Regions from separate parts of the Mus musculus genome. Here regions 1 and 2 are each linked to region 3. Evidence: chromatin loops called from intact Hi-C (ENCODE). Cell type or tissue: left cerebral cortex. All regions are shown on one strand.

Region 1 (8,000 bases), 170 kb before region 3:
CGTGAATCTCCTGCCTGCTGCCTCACAAACTCTACTCAACTTTGAGAACAACACAGTACTCCACAGTGGTTCTAGTGTTTCTCTTCAACGAACTACAAGGCCAGAGTAAGACAATCCCCCCTAGGTACCAATATCTAGGCTCTATTCGGGCAGAAGACCTCCTCTGCAGGCGTTCCCTGCAGACAAGCTTCCCTTATCAGGTGTTCACTTGAACCCCCACAGCTTGGATGTGGCTATGATCCAGTCACCCCGATCTCTCCGGCTGCATCTCAGAAGGCGTTCTTCATCAAATTCAAACGCCCCAGTATGGAGGCCGAAGTGGTGGTCTTAACTAAAAGAGGTTCTAGATTAACTTGTGAATTCTGGCTGACATCTATGCCTCCAAAGTGTTTATTTTCAAGTCAGACAAGCTTCTTGTTGGCTTTAACCTAACCTTAAGTCCTCAGATAAAATTTTCATTCATAAGATTAGACATATTTATTTCCTCTTCTCTGATAATGAGTTAATGTTTGTTGTAGAGCACATAAAAACAGGTAAAGAGTAAAGGAAAAAAAATAATGAACAGTGGTAACTTTGACCAATAAATGACTAAGGATATTTTGTTGTTGAAGCTCACTGCCCATTCAGTGTAACTTCTGGGGTTGGATACACACATGTACATGCATGCACATGAACACATGTGCACATGCACGCACACGCACACACACTCCACACCCTGAAAGGTGTTGGATTTAAAATTGGATTGTGGACCAGTATTCTTTTGGTACACAAACATAGAGGGTTTTTATTTAATTATTAAATATGAAATTAAATATGAGTTACATAAGAGAGAACATGTCGCAATGTTGCTACAGTTAATGAAAACACACTTTTGAATCCCTGTAGTATTATAATATTTCATAGAAACACTTCAATTGTTTTTCTCAAATGAGGACTTATCAGTTGTTTTCCTTCATTGTCACTGCAAGCGACACACGGAGGGTCACCTGAGTGTCAGGCTGCCTGAGTTTCTGACCATTTCTTGGGTCTCTAGAAAGCTAACAAGCGACCACGTTGGTGATGTGAGCTTCAAGCATGTCCTCACAAGTTTTTCTTTAGGGTTTTTTTTTTGAGATTTTATATATTTTTACTTTATGTGTATGAGTGTTTGCTTGAATGTATAACAATGCACCATGTGCATGCAGCCCTCCTGTATATAGTGCCTGCGTAAGCCAAAAGATGGTGTCAGATCCCCTGAGACTGGAGTTATAGACAGTTGGGAGCCTCCAAGTAGGTGCTGGGAACTGAACCTGGGTACTTTGGATGCAGAACCACGGTTCTTCTTTTGTTCTCTAAAAAATTATTTAAAGATTTTTGGATATTATAACTACATTTCTTCCTTCTTTTTCCTTCCTCCAAAGCCTTCCGCATACCCCTCCAAAATCCTCAAATTCATGGTCTCTTTTTTCACTAAATGCTATTCCATGTGTACATGTGTATGTATATACATACACACATACATACACATCCCTAAATATAACCCATTCTGTCCGTCTAATGGTACCTGTATGTATGCTTTCAGGGATGTCTGTTTGGGACTTGTGCTCCTCCCTGGGGAGGACCATCTCTCCTGCTCCCAGTGTTCCTGGAACGGAACAACTCTATTCTTATCTATAAACTCAACTTCTGAGTCCAGCACACACAATAACATAGCTAAGATATGAGGAGACAGGGTGTGAGCACTTTTGATTTTATTTTGAGAGTGAACTAAAATTCATCTCTTCCAGCAATCTTACATAAAAGTCTGGGTTGTCCCATCACAATGACCAAAAAAAAAAAAAAAAAAAAAAAAAAAAACCCAAAAAACCCAAAAGAACAAAGATGTATCAAGAAGATTATTTGTTCACTGTGACTTCATAATAATTCAGGGAACCTTGTCCTGAATTAGGAGCCTAAGAGGGTAGAGTGGCTTATAAAGGTTTGTCCTTTGTTGCAATCAGGTATATCGTTAATTCGGTGAGGTCACCAAGCTCATAGTTTATACAAATGAAGAGGTGAGGAAGTGATCCTCAGAGAGCAGACTTTGTTTCTCCTAATTGCTTGGGGGACGGAGAGGGAATAAAAAAAAAATCACACAGAGCTGCCACTAGGAACAGGGACATTAGCAGGAGCTCCTCGGATGCTGAAACTGTACAACTAGCATTTGCAAAGCTAATTACAAATCTGGATTCTCTCATTTTAAAAATATACTTCAAAGCCGCCCATGCCGAACCAAAGTCTGTGCAACTGGCAGATTATCAAAGTGTAAAAAAGAAAAAATGCACCACTCGAGCAAAGCCATAACTTCCAACATCGCTAACTCCTGAACTGCAAAATGCCACAGGCCCAAAGCTAGCAATGCCACATGCTTGTATTGCCGTACATTTACAAGAGATTATTGTTCCTAAGTCCGGAGAGACACAGCCCTCTGTGTCACAGTGGCTTCCTTATGTGGGACAGGTGCTCTGCCTCTGAGCCTAACTCTTCACACAGGTTCTTCTTAGGATTAAATGAGGTGGAAAAAATATGTATATGAATATATGTGAATATGTGGGGATTTTGGGGGGATTTTTCAAATTATAAGACATACATTTAAGGTTGAGAAACATCTTGCTTTTTATTAACAATGTTGCCAGGCATTAAGGTTAATAATCCCCATTTTACAGTAGACACAGAAAGAGGTAGCCAATAGATGAGTGAATAAATAAATACCAGACTAAGTGTTGTATTTCTCAGTTGGTCACAAACTAGCTGAGTGACTCTCTTGGGTCATGAGATGATGATGTCTGAGGTCTTGTTGAAGCTGATAGTTCTGTCATTTGGGTCATGGCCATGACAGTGGTATGTGAGCCTACAGAATGACCCTTAGAAAGTGTCCCCTTCTCAAAGTCAAGGCACCATGACACCTAGAGCACCAGCCACCAATCTGGCCTGCAGTGTTGTGACCCTCCAGGTCATTGGCTTCCTCACTTTACGATGACTGAAGAAGGGCCCGAGAACCTTAGGGAAATAGCCTCAGCAGATAGTGAAGAGCTTAGAGCACCGAGCCTCTGTTAACTCTGGTGCTTCATTATTTCACCAACTGGTATAGTCAAACAAATTCATACTGCTGCATGGTGTCTTGCTAGCAATCTGATTGCTATTTGACCACTAGTCTCAAGCAGGTTGGTAAATAGGATTTTTGTGTTAACTATATGCTATAGTCACAAGGGATGCTCTTAAAAATCTTGGGGCCACTAATTTAGGTTTCTATGATAATGGGGACCTCAGCATTCACAGCACAGCACAGCACAGCACAGCAGCCTCAGTGTGGCGACCCAGTACCTAGAGTCTACCTGCTAAGAATGAGCAATTGATTTTAAGTTAAGTCAAATTTAAATAGCTAAACATGGATAGCGGACAACACAACCATAGGACACTGCTCTTTTGGAGGTCTTCCAGGCCCAGTGGCCCACAGGATAGCACATATCACCCCCATTCAGCCAGTAAGCGCTCTGAACTCCTGGCCTCTTAGAAACAACGGTGAATACGGGAGTGCTGGACGCTTCCTGCCTCGACTGCATTTTCTAACAAGATTGATTTCCAAAGACTCCACACACAGAGTGGCTCAGTGGACAGTTCTCAGGAAACAGTGGGTGATGTGCTGTGGTACAGCTACACCAAGCATGACAACACCGCCTTTTCCTTTCTTCATAGTTACTGTTAAGAGAAGCAGGGGGAACTGCAGAAGTAGACGTGTGAGTGGTTTCTATTCATTCATTTCCAAATAAAGTAGTGTACTGCAAATGTGGGAAATTATCTGTCTATAATTCCCTCTTGCGTAATCTTAAATTTACTTAAAAGAAAGAGTCGGCAGGACCTGCATTTTTAAGGTAGGAAGAGTAAATGGTGTTTAATTACATAAAAATGTTCAAGAGGGTCTCCAGCTGTAAACAGCGGGCAAGGGAACATTTGTACCAATTAGCTGCGAAACGATTGGGTTTTCTGGAAAGTTGTATAGGCAAGGCTGATTGCGTTCTTTATCCCCGACAGCTTAACTCCTAGCTGAGCTGGTCTTAGTGGGCTTAAGAGGATGTGATGAGCTACTTCCCCCAGGAGACGGCAGGTGGAGGCATTTTCACCCACACATAGATCTCATACGAGCAGAATCACTTCTTCAAGACAGAGAGGTAGCTCAGGGCTCCTCTCACTCCCAGCACTGATTCTCTGGTGTCTTCCTGAGATTAAATTCCTTCCCTAATTGCTCCTTCCCACCTTCCCAGGATGTGGGGTAACACAAAGGATAGAAAATAAAGTATTCAGAGCATCGGTCCATGTCTGTGCTGAGCCTGAATGCACGCTAACAACCATGCACGGTGGCACCCCTTGGCTGTGGGATTAAAAGTTTCTCCTTCTCTCTCCTTTATCAATGTTATCTCCTGAAGTGGTGGATGCTCTCTACAAATCAGCAACAGTTTTCTCAGCAGAGATGCTGCACAGAGAGGTCAAGGTGAGTTTTCTAGGTTCAGGCTACCACTTCTGTCCAAAACCAGCTTACTGGTTTTTAGGGCTAATACTGAGACGAATCCCCATTTACACAGGGGCATTCCCCACTTCTGGATTGAGTGCCTAGAGAATGGACAGTGATCGGAAAACAAAAAGTTCAATTCCAAAAATAAAAACATTTAGAGATTATTTGCTACTAAGCAAGATCAAGTTCAAATGTTCTGCCAAAATATTAGCTATAGATTTACTGACAGTGGTTCTAAAGTCCTTACTCATACCAAGAAGGACTAAATGTGGACACGATTTTGTGGCCAGAAAAGCTTTAACAAGTAATGGGTTCACTTGGCATTAAATTTTGGAATCTATAAATATGAATTTAAAAATTATCTTTCAGACAGAATTTAGACATCCACTTATGATGTGGATTGGAGATGTTTGGGTTGCAAATCTTGGGGCTCTTGTGTCTTCTACTGCCCTGGGAAAGCAACACAAGGAAATGTGCCCTGTGCTATCACAGAGCAAAAAGGGGGAAGAGATAAAGGCACTTCAATAAGATGGAGAAAGTGAATTAAGATTGAACACACACACAGAGACAGAGAGAGACACATACAACACAGACAACCACCAGCACACACACAGGTGCACACGAACAGGCACATACCCTAGGGAGATGCCATTTACATGTTTCAGGTGCAGGGACCTAGTTGTTCTGTCTGTGGAACTGTAGCTGGAATGCAGTTTCTGGGATACAGTGCTCAGACCATCGGTCCTTCTCTTCCTGAGCCTGAATTCACTCTGTCTAACAACCAAGGACGGTGTTTATGTTCCCAGATATAGCAAAATTCAGATGTTATCTATCCTATCCTAAAAGAGGTTGCAACCTGAACTATTTGTCACCAAGCGATTTGGAAAAAAGAGTTATAAGAAAAGGAGAAGTAACCAAAAACAAATGAGTGAAAACTAGCTAATCTGAACTAATTCCTAGACTTTCATTGACTCTGTAACTAACAGACACCAGTCTGTGGGTACAGCGTCTGTATTACTACCGTGATTTTCCTTTACTGAAAACTTCTATTAGGGACTGAGCTAGGGATTTTCAGTGTTATTAGCCCACTTGGAGGATAAAAGAACCTTGGCTCGGACACTCAAAGTGCCTTACCTAAGGGCACACCGCTGGACAAAGGGACTACCCAGGCTCACCCAAGGAAGCAGCCACCTCTTTCCTACACAACACTGATATTCACTACCAGTCAGAGAGTACGTTCCCCTCCTCAAAAAAATGGTGTTCACTTTTTCTGTGTACTCAGTAAAACAGCAAAGCAAGGTGGCAAAGCAGCAGATGCCATGGCAGTTTGTACACAAGCCGACTGCTTAGTTTGTTAGTGCTCATGCGTTGTGAAGCACATTACAACTTAGAGGTGTGTCCCCCCACTTCCCCTTCTGTTGTAGTTTCTTTTGAAAAAGCAGTATCATCATCTTGTCAGAGTTCCCTCGAGGAGTAACTGTAAGCATATGGTCCATGGTTGCTGAGTATCACAGGGAAAACCCATAATAGCAATCTCATCCTGAAATCCAGCCTCTAGAGAGGATCATCAGCCCTGGCAACGCCCACCCAGAAAACATCCGCAGAGTCGGTTCTCAAATGGCATCGGGGTATTAGTGCCCACGTGACTTCAAGGATACTATATCACACAGCCAGACATCAAGTTCACTGTGGGCTGCAAGCAGGCATACCTCTTAGGGGCTTCTGTCAACTTCATGAAGAATGTTTCTTCTTGGATCTTGGATGGTCATCAACAATGCCTTAACTCTTCCTCCTAGCTTCAGTACTTGGTCAAGTTGTAGAGATCTTTCTGCCTCCTCCTAAGATTTGCAGTCTTCTAAGACCTCTGCTATCTTTCTTCTAGAAGCCAACAGAGATCCTGCACAGTTCTGACCCTTTCTTGAGAGCCACACAGCCTCTCAGTCTCATCTGCAGACTGGCTTGCTTCGTGCCATCCAGGCAACACAGTTGAGCATCCGGATCCCACACTCACAAGTTTCTGAGCTGACCCTGTGGGGCCACACAAGGATGGCAGCTAAAGCAAGGAAAGGCTACAGGAAGTCATGCCGAGAGCCCTTAAAGACAAGTGAGGCGAGCGGCAGGTAAGAGAGGCATGAGGCAGCATGTCAACAGAAGATGCTACCGTGGACCCAACTGCTCCAGCAGAAAAAACCACGAACCATCTTTGCTCCTCACTGCTGGCTAGGCCCTCAGTACAGGCTGTCAGTTCTATCTTCACCTTACATCTCACATCAATCTACCCATCCTCGTCTCTACTTTATTTATCATCTGTGATTTCTCACCTGGCTCATTATTCCTACTGACACAGAAATTGGCCTGTCCTTTTTCTCTTCTTCCCTGGCTGGCAGGGCCCTCAGGATCTCTCTGGGTGAGACTGGCCACTGACAAGATTCTGAACGCTTAGTTCTCCTGCACAGAAATCTTCTCACATAAGATAAGTGGACCGTCGCCACTCTGTATTATCCTATGTTTTTGTCATAATAAAGTATCCAGAGTTTATAATTGGCCATTTTCATCATTTTAGATAAACAGTTTAGTGGTCATTAAGTACATTTCTGGTTGAGCAACCATCACCACTGTCCATCTACTGTAATGGGAATTAATGATCAAGACCAAAAATAAGACTTAAAGCAAGGGCCTGGAGAGAGAGGCACTTTGAGGGCTGTGCCTCATTTTATATAGAATCTCTCCTATAGATCAGGGCCTCCAGGACACACCCTTCATTTGTTTTCCACATTTGACACCAGAGCTGTAGGAACTCTGGTCTCCATATGGAAAAGGACCTTTGGATGCTTTTCTAGGTCATATACTAGTTATAATCACAGACACAAGCATCCCAGCCCTCCCGGTCTCCACTATCAAAGCATGACTGAAGCGGCGTTTCTTGGAAAGACGACTTGTTTACCCAACATGCTGCATCTAGACGGAGCTGGTTTGTCACTCACTTGTTTCTAAGCAGGGTTTCCTTCCGAGTGTTGACAAAGACCATAAAAAATGTCCTTAGCCATTCAGCATTTAATTCAACTCCACAATATATTTTTCTTCCTTCTTGGTTTAATGGCCTCAAACGTACCAACATCCTGCCTTTCCGAATCCTCTAACAAGTCCCATCAAATGCCAGGGCAGAATCAAACTGCCCTGCAGGCAGTGAGATCATGCACTAAGAATTCATTTTTAGTCCAAGACTTGGGAGTGCCAGACCACTTAGTGCAATGTATCACACGGCCAGAAAATTAGCCTGGCACTCTAAATAATGTTTTAACATTTCTCCTATCAAAGGTCCTTTTACAACCTGATGACTCCTTCCTTGGAAAAAAATTAACACACACAAAACTGCTCCATGTGGTAATCAAAGGTTCAAGGACCTTTTCAAGTCTATTAGGGGTCCTCTATGCATCTGTGAACTCCAGATTAAAATCTGTAGAAGAACTAG
Region 2 (8,000 bases), 160 kb after region 3:
ATACAAGGCCAAACTGCCCGTAATGACTTTGTATCCTTCCAGCGTGTGTTTTTAGAGTAGCCAGTTACCTAGCAGACAGGCTTTGCTGAGCATGGATCTCTGGTGAGGATGGCTTCGAGTGGTCCATGAGGCTCACAGGGGCTATGGCGGCTTGTGTGATGTGTTGACCTCACTGGAGATTAGGAAGTCAGAGACCCCAAGGCTGGAGCTCTGGAGGTTGTGATATCTGTGTGTACCCGAATGGTCGAGAACTCAGTGTGAAGCAAACCTCTCACCTCTCATAAGCTACCACGTGAATACCATGCACATTACGTACTCTCGTGGGGACACGAACACACACACACACGTGTGCTCCTGAGACAGGAGGCAAAGTGACTCCATTTTTTGCTTCTCTGTGAGAAGAGCATTTCTGAAACTTTCCACAGAGCTCTCCCCCTCAGATGGATGACGATTTTAGCAGTAAACTAAAAACACATCTTAGGTAGTAACCCGAATGCAGGCAGCCTGGCCTAGCACAGCGGCTCAGTATGCAGGAAGAACCTGAGACGTATCTCCGTTTGTTAGTATCTCCTGACGCCGTAGCTACAGCAGTTAATTTCTTTCATGGCTACAGTACATCTGTGTCAACCCCTTACACGGTTCAAGGCAGATGAAAGGGACAAATCGTGGTTTAGCTACATCATCACCAGCAAAGAGCCCTGTGCACATCTCTCTGCCTTACACAACCCACTGGTGCCACTGAGGTTGGTAAATGACTCAAGCGAACAGGAAGGGAACAGAGAGCTAGCCAGCCAACACTGATGACTATATTATGTTGATATCTATGCCTAACCTATGAATTTGCTTCTCTGGCACTTAGCAGAGTATTTAAATACACCCCTCCAAATCATTCTTGTTTTCTTATTCCTTTTACTGACACATTTTTGTTAAGTGACAACAGAAACTATGAATACCGTAACTGGCCTCTTATTCTAAACCAAGCAGCATTGTGTTAGGTGACTTTTCTCCAAAACAGTTACACTAATCCTCCAGTAAAGTGAAAAATCACTGTCCCTAAAGAAGCTAAAGCTTGGGGCACTTGTAGGCTATGTACTAAGAAGTGTAAGAGGTCCGAGTCAAACTCAAGCTATATAGCTCTAGAGCCTGTCTGTTCCCAGGGCCAGAGCCAGCATCCACCTATAAAATAGTCTTAACGGGCTAGGATAATGATTCAGAGGGGACAGCGCTTCCTGTCCAAGCGTAAGGCCCAGAGTTCAGGTACCCAGCACCCAGGTAAAAGATGGGTAACTGTGGTGGTCACTTGTGTTTCTAATAGTTGGAAGCGGGCCAGAGACAAGATACATCCTAAAGCAAGCTTCGTAGAGAGACAAGAAACAGGTCCACTGACAAACCCTGTTTCAATAGGCAAGAAAGCAATCAAGGAAGACACCTGATATTACCATGTGCGGCCACACACATTGGAACACAACTACCTACCCATACTCCTGTCACACACACATGCAAAAAAAAAAATGGCCTTGGGAGAGCAAGTGGATATTGTTTTCATAACGTTTCTATACGTTCTTTTTGTATGACAGATTCCTTACAACCCTTTGAAATCATTCAGAAGAGGGAAAAAATGTCATTTGGTGCCAGCACCATCTCCCCGGTGATGTCGGGACTGGAGTCAGGGCGCCCCTGGCTCTTGCCCCTGCCCTGGCTGCACTGGGCTCCCTGCATTGCCTGCTGCACGTTTATTTCAGGATGGATGCACTGCTTACAGCCTCCCTTTTGCTACTGTCCTCCTGGGAGCTCAGAAAGGTCTCTGGGAAGTACAAGGCACATGGTTTAAAGAGAAAGGGCTGCGATTCTTTTGCCTCTTTATTGGAATAGATTTTACAATGGCAAAATTCAGCCAGGAGGAAGCCCAAACCTGGCAAAGTGTTCTTTATAAATATTGGGGGCTGAGGCTGCCAAGTCTGATTCCTTGAGTTTCATCCTCAGAATCCACGCAGAAGGACAGCAGCCACTCACTCATGTCCTCTGACCTCCACACATGTGAATATACACATGCACAGTATAAATAGATGTAATAAAAAAAATCAGATTCTTCTAAAAAAATGGAAACACATTAAAATGTTACTAGGTCAGTTAGAAACACTGGAGAGTTTCGTTTCACGTCTAGGCAGTCTTGGAGCGGAGAGAAAACTTTGCTCAATAAGCATAAATTATGTTTTTTTTCCAAGATGATGGAGTGTGTACCATGTGACCTTGCTGCAGCTTTTTGGTCCACCATGGGCAGGTACGTGGGCCTACCATAAGCGTGTTGAAGTCAGGTCCTTGGGATATGTGTCGAGAAAGACCCTCTGGCAGCTCCTTAGGTGAAACACCTGTATCTGTGAGTCTTCCCACCTGCCACCCCTGACCCCCACCTCCAGCTCCAGAAAACCCACAGGCGCATGTTTCTACTGTGTTTACAAAGCCAAGATCCTCTATCTTTACAGACCAGCCTCTCGTGGCCTTGGGATTCTCCAAGATGCTTTTGAGGTCCCTGCTGTGTGGTCCTTACACTCAGAGGCGAGCGTGGGCGAGGCCGTCTCTGAAGGATCTATTGCAAACCATGAAAGAGAAATGCAGGTAATTATAGCACAATCTGCAGGCTAGTCGGCGGCGCTGGGTTTCTCTTGAGACTCAAAGGCAAATCAGGAAACATTTCCCTGGTTTTCCCTCCTGCAGACACTTGGGGTTGCTTGTGATTACTCATTAGTTGCTTGCAAGAGAAAGCTGATGATCAAACGTGACCAAGGGACTCAGCCTTCCCTGTCTGCTGAGAAGTACCCTATAGCGTCTGGTTCCTTTATATTGGCACAGACAGACTGGGACGGACTTTCTGAGAGCCTATTTGTTTATTCACCAGGCTTAGATGTCTTTGACAGTCCCCATCAAAGGACTCCAGAGAGCCCCAAAGGCATACAGATTCTTCTCCTAGCCATGACCAGTGACTATGACCTTGCCTTTGCTCCCTCCCTCTCTGCCTGATACCGTCAGCATGATCCCTACCCATCATGGCTTCTGTTTCCACCAGCCGCAGAACTGGCCCAGTGGGTAGGAGGCAAATTCCTTCTCAGGTTGTCAGGTTCCATGACCTGAGCCATTCTGCTGGCCTAATCTCATTTCTATTTCTGTTTCTTTCAAAGAAAAATAGTTCCATTGCTGTCTTCTCTCATGTGCACTAGCAGCAGGAATTAGCAGCATGCCTTCCTACAAACCTGGCCTGATGTGTGTGTGTGTGTGTGTGTGTGTGTGTGTGTGTGTGTGTGTGTGTGTGTGTGTGTGTGTGTAGGGGTCCTAGTGGCCAAAGCACTCCTGGAGGCAGAGATCTTCTCAGCCTCTTCCATGGGACTGGCCTGGGTCTTCCCAGTCCACCTGGCAGGGCTGGGCTCGGAGCAGTTGCGCTAATTTTCTCTATCCCGATCCTGTCCTAGTAGCAAGTGACTGGCTCCAGGGGAGAAGAGCCGAATCCATCAGACTTCTCTTTATGTGGGTCTAGAAGTGGGGTTCTGAGCTGAGTTGATGCCTGGGTGTATTCCCAGATTTCTTTCCACTAGGTCAACACTTGCCTCTGTTTACCCTATCCGCGGGTTACCAATCTCCCCTGCTCCTGCTCCACTTTTCTCACTCCAAAACCCTGGTGCTTACTGGTGATGTTTATAGGGCCTCTCTTCTCCTCACGCCAGCTCTTGGAAAAGTTCCATTGTGAAATACTACAGGGAACTATGCCTCCGATCTAAAGAGAACGTTGCGCCCCGCATCCGTGGGCAAGCAGCTGCAGGTGGGAAATATTTGGAAAACTAAAGAGATGTGAATTCCTGGAACACAGGGCAAGCTTTTTCAGGTCAGTGTTCCCTAAACAATATGGGACGTTGTTTAAGGCATTGCCTGTGACCTGGAGTTGACTAAATTAGACAGGTGGTTTGCACAGGTTCCCTGTAAACATAAGAAAACGATGCGCGCATCCACACATCTTGATATTTAGGAGAAGGGCCTCCCAGAATCAATTCTCCCCAAGTACCGGAGGATGACTGTTCTGTCAAGGGCAGAGTGCTCCTGTGAACAACGAGACGAGAAAATGGTAAATCTATGCTTCACATGCACAGATAATGCTTCAGTCCCTCCGTGTGCAGAAGAATCGCCAGCTTTGCATTGTGCCAGCCCCCTCCCCTCTTCTCCTGATTTCCCCTGTGACCCATAATGTCCGCGGGGAAAGGAGATGAACAGTGAGCGTGGCTGGTGGCTGCGCACCCTCCCTTGGTGAAGCCCGCCTCAAAGGCATCTCTCCTTGGTGGTGTCCCCATAGTCGCCTTTGCCTAAAAATGCTATGTTCGGCTTGAATATTGTTTTAAAAATAATTTGCTCTTGAAAGACACTGGCCTTTTTAGAAAGCAGCTTCTGGCACGGCGGCGCTGATGGCCCAAGCTGTTTTGTGATCTAAGCTCTTTGAGAGCACTGCTGCATCTGTAGCTGGGAAAGCCAGCAGTAAAAGGACGGTTGCTAAGGGAACAATTGAATTGCTGACACAGAGACATAAGATGTGACTGAAAACTCTTTTCTTCTCCTGCCACGTGGAAAAGAAAGCAGATGAGTCAGAGGGAAGAATGGACCGTCCTTTCTGACTGCTAAGAGAGAGCTAAGGAAAAAATAATCCCAGCCCCAAGAGGAATAGTCCCGTGGTGATTAAATCAGGGACTGGAGCTCAGGGTTAAGAGCACTTACTGCTTTGGCGGAGCAGGAGACTCCATTCCCAGAACCCCCACGGTGACTCACAACCACCCATAGCTCCAGTTCCAGGGGTCACAATGCCCTTTTCTGACCTCCATGGACCCTGGACATGCATATGGAACAAATACATACACACAGGCAAAACATTCATAGACATGAAATAAAAATAAATACGTCTTTTTTTTTTTTTAACTGAGAGAATCTGAAGCAGCTGAGAGGCTGAGGTTAAGTTGAGTGTGACAGCCAACTGTGAGATGGCTGACCACAGGTCTCTTAGTAGCGTCAAACACAGAGGGCATTCCACGATAACAAGTCTTCCTTGAGCACCACCCTCGACACTTTGAAATATTTCTCAATTTATTGAATCACTCATTTAAATACCATTGCCATTTTTGAGAGAGTCTATTGGTTTTTAAGCACCCTTTTTAAAGGTATAATTTATATACCTTAATATTCACTACAACTATATATTTTAGTCTGTTTGGGACTGACTTTATGGAGCCCCTTCATAATATATATTTATAGAATAAATACACCTCATCAGAAAATCCCCTTTGTCCATTCAGTCATTTCTTCCAGCCCTAGGCAAAGACTAATCTGCTTTGGAACTTGCTCATTAACTTTTCATAGATAGACCCTCAACTGAAAGACACCACAGAACCTGTGGTCTTTTGTGTCTGCCTTACTTTCCCTTGTATCGTGTTGGAGATCCATCCATATTGTATCATGCCTCAGCTCATTTCTTTAAAACTGAATAATATTCCGTTGTACCAACATATAGCACTACACATTCATCAGAAGAGGGCTTTTTTTTTTTCTGGTTTAAAAGAATTATGAGAAATGCTCCCATGATCATCATTACAAAAATCTCTGTATACTGAAGTTTTTCTCTCCTTTGGGGTACGCACCTAGAGTTATAGTTTCTGAAACGTGGGTATGTATGTTTCCCTTTTCAGCAGGCCAACAGAGGACTCAGCAGGTAAGGCACTTGCCGCCCAGCCTGATAGCCTGAGTTCGGTGTCCAGACCTCACGTGGTGGAAATGGTCTAATCATGTCGGATGGTCCCTGGTCTCATACTTATGCTAAGCACGTGTTTATAAACACACACACACACACATAGTAAATAAATGTAATAAAAACATTTTTAAAAATATTTATTTTAAGTATATGAGTGCACTGTAGCTGTCTTCAGGCACACCAGAAGAGGGCATCAGCTCCCATTATAGATGGTTGTGAGCCACCATGTGGTTGCTGGGAATTGAACTCAGGACCTCCAGAAGAGCACTCAGTGCTCTTAACTGCTGAGACATCTTTCCAGCCCAAAGTTTAACATTTTTAAAAGTTTTACTTACAAGCAGTAAGAGGCCTCTAGTTTCTCCCCATCCTCCATGAAGATCTGATTTTTTTTTGCAACTCCTCTTTTCATGTATTTATATTTTTAAATATTTTTTGACAAATCCATACACAAATACAATAGTGTCTTATTCATATCTGCTCTCCTATTTCCCCCTGAGACTTGCCTTGGACTCCCCAATATTATACCTCCTGTCTTCATGTTCTCTTTTCTCTGGTCCCCAGTACCCATCCATTGCCTGTAGCATCTTAGTTAGGGCTGGCGTCCCACAAGCCCCTCCTTACCCATGCTGGTATTATTGATTGACTTGATCATCTGCAACTAACCACAGCTTCTCTGAAGGCAGGAGGGCTCTACCATGTCCAGAAGACAGCTCTTCACAGTGCTTCTCCTCATCTGCTAGGATTGTATTCTTGTCACCTTCTCTTCTACTGCATCCCCTGCACCTTGCTGGAACCAATACAAGGCTGAACACTCAACACTTATTCTCAGCACATTGACTGCTACCCACAGTGGAAAGAAATGTCCCTGACTAAGGTTGAGAGTAGCATTAATCCTAAGTATTTAGAAGGCAGCTTAACAACATGTCCTGATAGGAAAACATCAGTATAAGATTCCCCTAGAAAGGCAGTCCTCCCCAGCCTTGAGTATTGACCAGGTTTACAGTACCAGTTCCCTCCTGTGGAGCAGGTCTCAAATCCAGTCATAAAGTGGTTGTTTACCACCATAACATTTATGTCACTATCGGATGCATGGACCTATCTTACACAGCAGATCAATATGGTAATGCTCATTGGCACTGAGTAAGTCCATCAATGACTTTTCCTCCCCAGCAGCCTCAATACACCTTTTGACATTATAAAAGCCACCAGGGAGACATTTTTCAGATCTGTTCCACCTTAATCTCTCTCTGTTCTCAACCAAAGTGTATGGGGTCTTCAACAATCTTATTTTGGTGGACCACTAAGAACAAACCAACATGTGATGTTTTGTGGACCTTTGGGCTTCTCTGACTAGTAATTCATACAGAGGTATCACACACCAGTCACTAAGAATTTCATTTAATGATCGATGTCTTCTGGGGAGAGCATTGTCTACCAGAGGCAGGGTACTTCCATGCAAATGCCTTGTTTCCCATAGGTGTTTTTATACAGTTTTTCACCCTATTCTCTCCTTTGATAACCTGCTTTCATCCCTGCAGAAACCTTTAACTCCCAGAATTCCTCCCTTACTTTTGTACCACATATGTTCTATTATCCCTTCTCTCACTAAGGCCTCTCTCCTCCCTGTTATCATTTGCCTTTTGTAACTTCTTGACCCCTATAGACACCCCAAAATTAAACATACAAATCTAAAAGTCTGAGACTAAGATCCACATATGAGAGAGAACATTTAGTGTTTGTCTTTCTGGTCCTGGGCTACCTCAGAAGTGTATTTTCTAACACCATCCATTTTCCTGTAAATTTCCTGGTTTCATTTTTCTTTACAACTGAATAAAATTCTATTATGTATATGTATCACATGTCCATCATCTATCCATTAGTTGGTGGATATCTAGGCTGATATCACTTCCTAGATATTATGAATAGAGTAGCAAGGACTATGATGTGCAAGTATCTCTATAGTTAGACATGGAATCCTTTGGGTATATGTCCAGAAGTGGAATAGCTGAAGCATGTGGTCAATATATTTTTAGCTTTTTAAAAACATACCAAGAAGCTGGGCGTGGTGGCGCACGCCTTTAATCCCAGCACTTGGGAGGCAGAGGCAGGCGGATTTCTGAGTTCGAGGCCAGCCTGGTCTACAAAGTGAGTTCCAGGACCAGCCAGGGCTACACAGAGAAACCCTGTCTCGAAAAACCAAAAAAAAAAAAAAAAAAAAAAAAAA
Region 3 (8,000 bases):
CTTGGGGCAGGATTGTGTATTTCAGACCGGGAAAACGAGCCCCGAGCTAATCCAACCTTTTGACATTCCATGACACTATACACTGTTGAGAACCTCACAATGGAGTTCTAAAAAAAAATAATAATAATGTCCCTAAGGTTTTAAGTAAAAGTTACGGTTTTGTGTTGAACTGCATTCAGAGACCCTCATAGCACAGTGCCGGGCCACAAGCAGCAGGCTGAACGCTCTAGGAGCAGACATTCAAAGGTTCAAATCGCAACTTGCCAGTTCTCAAGAACCAGCAGAGCACCTACCTCACAGGTTGTTCTATGAGTCAGTGAGACACATGGAGGTGAAGAACTTCGTACTCTCTAGCAGAGCATGAACAATCAATAAATCAAACCTACTGTTTTAACCAAGTGTCCCCAAGTGCAAGCATATATGGCAGTCTTCAGGCACTAAACAGGAAGTTACTCTACTTTGGTCAGCAACAACGCAAAGAAGCTGGATAGTTCACAAACAATGGGTTAGCTACCTGCAGCGTAACACTGTGCCCATGGAACTAAGTACTTAACCTTCTAGACTGAAGTTTCTATTTTAAAAAGAAAGGTAGTGATTCCTGAACAAGATGTTAATTTGGACCTCCATTGTTCTTAAGCCTTTCTGGTTTCTTGACCACTGTACAACTCCTCCGGTAGAGGCCTACAAATTATCCACTATGTGTCAGACTTCAGAGAATAATAGATTATTAAGTCTGAAAATATTAAACAACAAGATGTTTTAGTATACTAAGTAGTACTCAGTATAGGCCACCTGCAGCTTTAAAAATGATGTTTGTTTATTTAACTTACCGAGAGAGAGAGAGAGAGAGAGAGAGAGAGAGAGAGAGAGAGAGAGAGAGAGAGCGCAACTTTCAGAAATTGGTACTCCCCAAACTCAAGTGCTCAGGCTAGTCAGACTTGGCTCCCTAGTGCCTTTATCCACTGAGCCATTTCTGATCCAGCCCAAGTTCCTACAGACATTCTCACCAACGCTCTAGAGGGGATTTCACAGGACAACCCGGATCAGGCAAGGGACCTGGCAGCACAAAGCCTGCATTCACACTCACCCTGCCTGGCAACAGCAGACAAGGGCTTAGAAGTGGCTGCCCCCCACCCTCCTATACTATGCCCTCTCCTCATCGGGACCAGATGCACAGTTTGAGGGATGTGGTGGAAAGTGGAAATGAGGCCCCTTTCTTTGTTTATGATTTAAGATCTTGAAGAGGCAAAGACATAATTTTAAAGCAGGTGTGTGCTATCTGAGCAAGAGAGGGCAGAGCAGTGTGCAGATGCCCGGTCCTGGCCTCGGAGGCTGTTCTTCACTCCATCCCATGATCCTACATCCCGCCCCCCCCCCCCGTGCCCCCAGAGAATCAGCAAGGTGCTAATTTACCTAAGCACTGGCTCACTCATTCAACAGTCAGGCCAGCCTTTGAAGCAAACCAGAAACTAAGTCTCTGAAATCCGATGGAGGTTTAAAACCAAGAGCAGTGTCGCTTGAGAGACCAAGGGTCTCTTTCTTCCTTGTTAAGACTGGATCCATACCAGAGATGCTAAGCAAGAGCTAATCCAAGTGAAATCAAACTGCTCCCAGCAAAACTGATTGGCCTGGGCCCTTCTGTTGGCATCGAAGGAGGCTGCATCACAGATTCAGAGGAATAGAGTTCCCAGTCACTAATGAATTACTGCATCCCATTGGCTGGGCTGACCATGGGCACAGAAGTGCAGGGCTGGCTTGAGAGAGATTTGAACGTGAACCTGACCATCTGGCACCCTGTAACTCACTTTGATCACAAAATGAATTGCAACAAATTGAAGAGCACATGGCTCGAGTTAATTGTCTCATCTGTAATCTGAACCTACTTTTAAGCACTTATTATTACCCTCCATCAGGTGGAAACATTTCCTCCCATCACGGCAAAGTGCATTTTCCTGATGAACTGTAATGGATCATTAAATTCCATATCTGAATAACAATACTTTGCACTTATTCGGTGCCTTTCATCCTGGGATTTCAAGGCAGTTTGCAAATAATTAAGCCCCTCACACAGCAGCCAGAGGTGAGTGGCTGGAAGGGAATTGCCTGAAGATTCTGAGTCAAAGGGCATAATTCAATGGAAAGAGAATACACCGCAGCCTCCCAGGCAGCCTCCCAGACACCGGTAGCACTGAAAGTAAATTAGGGGCTATTTGATTCCCTCCGACTCTTTCTGCCTCACTCTTGCTCGGTGGCAGATTCTGACACACAACACACAAAGCACTAAGAACTACCTACCAGGGGTGCTTACAATCTAGCTAGGACACTTAGACATCATACACCTGAGGAGGAAAACAGATCTGTACGAACTGACATTCCAACCCCCTTGATAGTCAAAGAATTTATTCAAACATTTAGATTACCATGTGGCAAACCTGAAGCCCTTTAAAATACAAAATGTAAATATTAACCAAACTATTTTATGGTGGCAGATCTCGTTTCTGGACCCTACCCACCTTCATTTGAATGACTTTGGGTTTCAAACATAGCAATTAGTGCCAAAGTGGGTGATCAATAGTTTTAAAGTACAGAACAGGAGAAGCCATACAAAGTTTTGTGGTGATTATAAGCGCCTGGAAAACTGAATTACAATAGAGACACTGACAGAACGTTCACTGGAACAGTTTGGCTGCAACACTGTGAATTGGCAAGACTAATTCTAACAAGATGTCTTTTTTTTTTCCACCACGTTTATTACCTGCAAGAATGAAAAGGGCCGACCACTGGCAAGCTGTTAGAGGCTCAGGATGGGATGACCTCACATTTTAAGCAAGTCGCCCGCTGCCTTGCAGAAATAGCCATCTCTTCAAGAGGAGGGGCATAAGGCAGTTCAAGCTTAGCTTTTCTAGTCAGCCTGAGCTTTAGCGGCACAATTTCCTACATGATACATTTTAATGATCTGAGAAAACCGTTATCAGAGTTAACATCTCTAATTTTACTCTTAAACAGACAAAAGCAAAAAGAAAAAAGAAAAAAAAAGATCTCATTAGGCAGTATCTCCGCCAAGGTTCCCACTAGGCTAGGAAGCATTTTTATCTAAAGTAATTACCCTTTTTAGTTAAATACACTCAGCAGATGAAATTAACAGAGTGAGAGACTATGACACTAGACAGCGAAGGTGAAAATCCAGGAACGCGTCGCCTGGCCGCCCACAAGCCCGCTGCAAGTCGCAGTTGGGTCTCTGGGGTGGGACGCTCCAGCCCCTCTCGTTCCAGGAGGCAGCGACAGCAGTGGCTGGACCCGCGGAATGCGAGGAGCATCTTGTTGGGTCACACACAAAACCACCCGGACCACAGCCTGGCAGGAACTTCGCCCAAGTTGCCAAACTTGCATGAATACAAGAGGAGGCTGGGGAGATTCAATGTGCCCACGACCCCGGGGGCCTGGGATGTGCGGCTCTTCAGACACGCGCCGCCCTGCGGGCTTCCTCTAAGTTCCGCAAATCCTCGCCCAGCCCAGATGCTGAATCAAGTCCTCTCTCGCGGGCACCTGGGGTAGTCCATGAGCGCCGCCCGCCGCCCTCTCGGTGCCGCTCGCTCCTGAACACCCGGTGGGTGGGTGAACTGCGAGGGCCGCGGTGCGGGGAGGTGCAGCGAGTTGTCCCTTCCTTAAACTCGACTCTTGGGTGGAGCCCTGGGGATTGAGAGACTTGCACACAGGTGTGGATGTGTGTTCTAGGGCCTTGGGGAGAAGGCGGTTACAAGGTGTCCCCTCTTGGAAGCCCTGAGCTCCCCTGGGCACGTCTGCGCCCGAGGACCGGGGCTGCCTCTTTCTAGCGCCCGGCGCGGTCATCCGAGCCACCCTGCGGCGGCTGACAGCTGAGCGCACAGCCACAGAGCCGCAGGGCCACAGAGCCGCGGTCTTCGCGGAACGGCCGCGCGCGGGGGTGCGGTGGGCAGGGAGGGACCAGGCCACCCGGAATGGCCGGAGCGCGGGCTGGGGCCGGAGGCAGGGCCATGGGTCTGACAGCTGCTGCGGCTCCGGCGGCGCTGCTCTCCCCACCCGCCCTCCCGCCCCACGACTGACTTATTACCCTCGGCTCCTCCTCCCCCTGCTGTTCCAAAACACCCGGCGACGCGAGCAAAATACAATGCCGCCTCGCCCGCCGTAAACAGGCAGGCGGGAGAGCGCGCCCCGCCGCCGCGTCCTCCGCTCGGCTCCCACCCCTTTCCCGTTCCTAGAAAATGCCATAAGGCGGCCGTGGGCGGGGAGCGGCCGTTCGCCCTCCGGACTCGCTGCCCGCCGCGGCCCCACGCCGCCCGCTGCCCCGCTCGCCCGCTCCCCGTGCAAACTTGCCCCGCTGCGTCGCCTCGGCCCCGCGGCCCGGTCGGGCACTCACCTTCCCGGGAACTTTCGTCCCCCTGCGCCGGTCCTGCCCGCGTCTTCCCAGCCCGCAGCCCCCTCCCGGCCGCCGGCGTGGTGGGCGGTCCTGGGGTCACTGAGAGCAGGCGGAGGGGATGCGCATCACATGGCAGCTCGCTCGCTCGCAGCCCCCCGAGTCCGGGAAGGGGGAGGGGAGCGGCGCGCGCGGCGGGGGCGACGGGGGAGAGGGGGGACGCGGGCCGCGAGGGAGGGGCGGCGGGCGAAGCGGGGCGCAGGGGCGACCGCAGCCCGGTGCGCGGCCGCGGGGCTGGCTGCTGAGGCGGCGGCGGCGGGGCTGCTGGCTGCGCCGCGCGGCTCGCGCTCTCCCGGAACGCCCACACTCTCAATCGCTACATTGTTGACATTCGGCGCTGACGTCACCCGCTCCCCATTCACAATAACTTTACGGGAGCGGGGCAGCGCACCTCCCCGGCCGCTGGGGCGCGGTACGCCGGGTGACTGGCGTAAGCTTCTCGGCGAATGGCGCTCTCGGGGCTCCGGCTCCGGCTGGCGGGCGCGCGCTTCGCCGGCTGGCTCGGGGAGGGGGCGCGCCTCTCGCCGCCGCGGACGCCGGGCTCCAGGCTTTGTGCGGGCCGCGCGGCCCGAAGAGCCCTGTCTTCCCCGCCCGGATGACTTCCTAGCTCCGCCTCTCTTTGCCCGGGCCTTGAAAGTCAGGGCTTGTGGGGCTAGTGGGGTTGGGAGAGCTGCGAAGGCCAGTGTGGCACGTGGGGAGGTCGCCAGAGCCATGGGCACTTCATCAAAGGGAAAGCCGACCTGGAACCTGACATTCCGCGGCCGACTACAGCTTCCCTGAAGGAGCTGGACAAGATGAGCCATGAACCCTGGAAAGCTGAATCAGGCCCCCTTTTATGGGAAGTGGGCCTTGAGAAGAGCAGCTCCCTACCCAAGAAGAGTTCTTTAAAGGCCTACCCAATGGAGGGGGACCTCCAGCCACCAAGAGCTATATATTTCCCAGTCTAAAAGATCTTAGAGTTTCTTTCCATCTCCTTAACCTCAACTTCCACTGAGTTTCCACAGCTGTCACTTGCTTGCCCCTCTGAATGCTGTCAGGTTGCTGTTGCCCCTTTAAGCCACCATAGGCTTGGTGTCAGGTAGTTGAAAATTTAAAGAAAGTAATTAGGACTTAGGTTGAAGGTACATTTGCAATAAAGTAAGGTTGTGTTAGTTGCTGTGCTGGTGCCTGCAACCTCACCCTTTGCCAAGGCCAGGAAACTGCCATGTTTCCCTAAGCACCTATAACTTGCTCCCCTACCCTGTGTAGGGCAGCGTTTCATATTATTACACGTGGTGCTGGCTTTTAATGAAGATTATAAAACTTTGGCTGGCTCTACTGAGAGAAGGATCATAAATCCCCCTGTAAAATGGGCATTGGCATATGCCGAGGAAGCCAGGAAGCATCGCTCTGGGAGTCTTGTGATACCATCCAAAGTGTTGCTCCAGCCGCCCGCACTTGAGGACTTAGTAAATGTCTGGGTGGAAAACTAAGCAAGAGCCCCGTGTAGGGTGACAGTGCCTACGCTAGTTTTTTCTAACTGCTGTCCCACTTTCCTGGGTACCCGATTCTGGTTTCAGGTGAGGCAAAGACCGGAGCTCTGGGTCTTATTTTCCTGTCTTGTCCCCTTTGAAACAAACGCTGTCCGTGGCAAGTTCTACCCAAATTCCCGGCAAGGACATAATGCCAATTCTGGCCTGCATTGCTAGATAGTTTCTTACAGCCATGGGTAGTTCTTAGGGTGGTTCTCATACTTTAAAACATGTATTGGTTAAAAGTTTTATGCATTTTTAAAATTGTATTAATTAACTTACTAATTTGATTTTTCGAGACAGTTTCTATGAGTAGACTCCTGGAACTCACTCTGTAGACCAGGCTGGCCTGGAACTCAGAGATCCACCTGCCTCTGTCACCTGAGTGCTGGGATTAAAGGCGTGCACTACCATGCTGGGCTAAGCTTTATGCATTTTAATAGCATCAATAAATGTTTTCTTATATGAGCCAGGCTGGAGAACCTTTATAACCAGGTTCATAGAGAACCAATGAGAATGTTTATAGGCATATTTTAGCAAGCAGGCTGTGTCTGCTAGGTTGTATAGAACAGCTGGGACACTGACGTAAGGGAGGTAAGCAGGGAGTTATTGTTACCAACTGATCTTATCCCTCTCCTTTCTAGAGTCAGAGCGTTTCAACAATAGCTAATAGGTGCTCTTCTTTAGTCAACCTGCCTAGAGAGGGAAAATACATTAAAAAAATAAAAACTCATTTGCAGAGGTTCTGTAATCTTATCTTCTATGGCTGTGAAGAAGACAAAATCTTTGCGTTTTGGGAGGTTGAAGGAGACAAAAAGGGAGTTGTTAGTTGTTCTATTTTAATTTTCAGCAGTTAGAAGTAAGTTTTTTGGATTAAACTCCAGAAGCCACACTCAGAAATAGCCATGAAATAGTAATGCTAAGCCACGCCCTGGACCGCCATGGAGGTCAGGCTGCAAGCAGCCTCAGCACCTTCGTCCTGCTTGCAGGCCTGTCTCTGGGTTGTGCCCTTTAGGCGTGTACAATGGGAAACAGATGCGAGATTTTCTCCCTGTGTGTTGCTGCCAGTAACCCGAGTAGAGGTCAATTTCAGTCCGATGCCTGGAACATTCAACCATTTTGAACAAACTTTTCTTCTCCCTCCACAGTTACCTGTGGGTTTGACCCTGAAAACAAACTTTTTTCTAAGCATGATATGGTTTTTAAATGGTAAAGCTTTCCTCGGTCCTTCGCACAGAGCGAAGGACCGAGGAAAGCACTCGGTAGGGGGTGATGGTGTTAAGACAAGATGGTGGTTTTTCTTAAGGCAAAGCAGGAGGCAGAATTGAAGGAGGCACAGCAGGGCAATCTGTCAACACAGAAAGAAGTGGGAGGCTAAGAACAAGACTACCAAATCCAAAGCCAGGAGGAGCCAAGCTGCCTGAGGGAGCTCTGCTGCAAGGAGTTCAGTCTCCACTGAGCTGAGCTCCTGGAACTATGGCCGACACTTATTCTTTCAACGCCAGATGGTAAGGCTAGGCTGCGCAGGTGACACTGGGGAGAACGGTGGCTCTGAGATGAGAATGTGGGTTTGTTCAGCAGTTGTTGAAGTTATGTGGAACCATCTTCATGGTCAGACTGGGATGGGGACAGAGAGACAAGGAGCCAAACTCTATGCTATGTCATTGGGTCGTATGGTACAATAGCCAGTCAGTGTGTGTGTGTGTGTGTGTGTGTGTAGCAAACACAGGAGTGATGGTGTTGGTGCTGCTCTTAGGTTAGATGACTGGGTCAGATAAGTCTCTTAACTGAAGGAACTTTCAAGTGGAGATGTGAACACAGCAAGAGGGCAGTCCCTCCAGCTGTCTTGGGAGGAAAGCTTTTCAGATTTCAAGACTGATGCAGAGGTCTTTGGGTAAAGTAGACTCAGCATCCAATGAGCCACAGTGCCTGAGAACAGAAAGGAGAGTAGCAGGCAAGAGAGCCCAGGGGTGGAGTGGGGGGTGGGTACCAGCAGGCTTTCAGATGAGGCAGTCTCAAGGCCTGGACCAACCTTT

The links. Peaks named below come from ENCODE experiments on the same cell type or tissue, not always from the same donor. Only the 100,000 strongest peaks of a DNase experiment are listed, where the experiment ranks them.
Region 1: it touches region 3 in a loop (2.6-fold over the local background); 7 of 42 quality-filtered maps call a loop at or near these places.
Region 2: a loop joins it to region 3, with 2.4 times the contacts of the local background. A loop is called at or near these places in 3 of 42 quality-filtered maps.

Annotation. Positions count from the first base shown.
Region 1 is chr4:32,409,387-32,417,386 of GRCm38, reverse strand. It overlaps a transcript of Bach2 not described here. Among named protein-coding and RNA genes, the nearest start is that of Bach2, 4.0 kb to the left of the region's middle. In left cerebral cortex, CTCF peaks have their summits at 2,124 and 4,102; DNase peaks (open chromatin) are centred at 2,246, 3,658 and 4,107.
Region 2 is chr4:32,071,337-32,079,336 of GRCm38, reverse strand. No RefSeq gene overlaps it. Among named protein-coding and RNA genes, the nearest start is that of Gm52717, 86 kb to the left of the region's middle. In left cerebral cortex, no CTCF peak of the experiment used is centred here; DNase peaks (open chromatin) are centred at 691, 2,667, 3,876, 4,507 and 1 more place; H3K4me3 peaks cover 832 bases; H3K27ac peaks cover 1,070 bases.
Region 3 is chr4:32,235,486-32,243,485 of GRCm38, reverse strand. It overlaps a transcript of Bach2 not described here. Among named protein-coding and RNA genes, the nearest start is that of n-TGccc3, 9.2 kb to the right of the region's middle. In left cerebral cortex, CTCF peaks have their summits at 3,550 and 4,838; DNase peaks (open chromatin) are centred at 4,162, 4,453, 4,825, 7,346 and 3 more places; H3K4me3 peaks cover 2,774 bases; H3K27ac peaks cover 2,722 bases.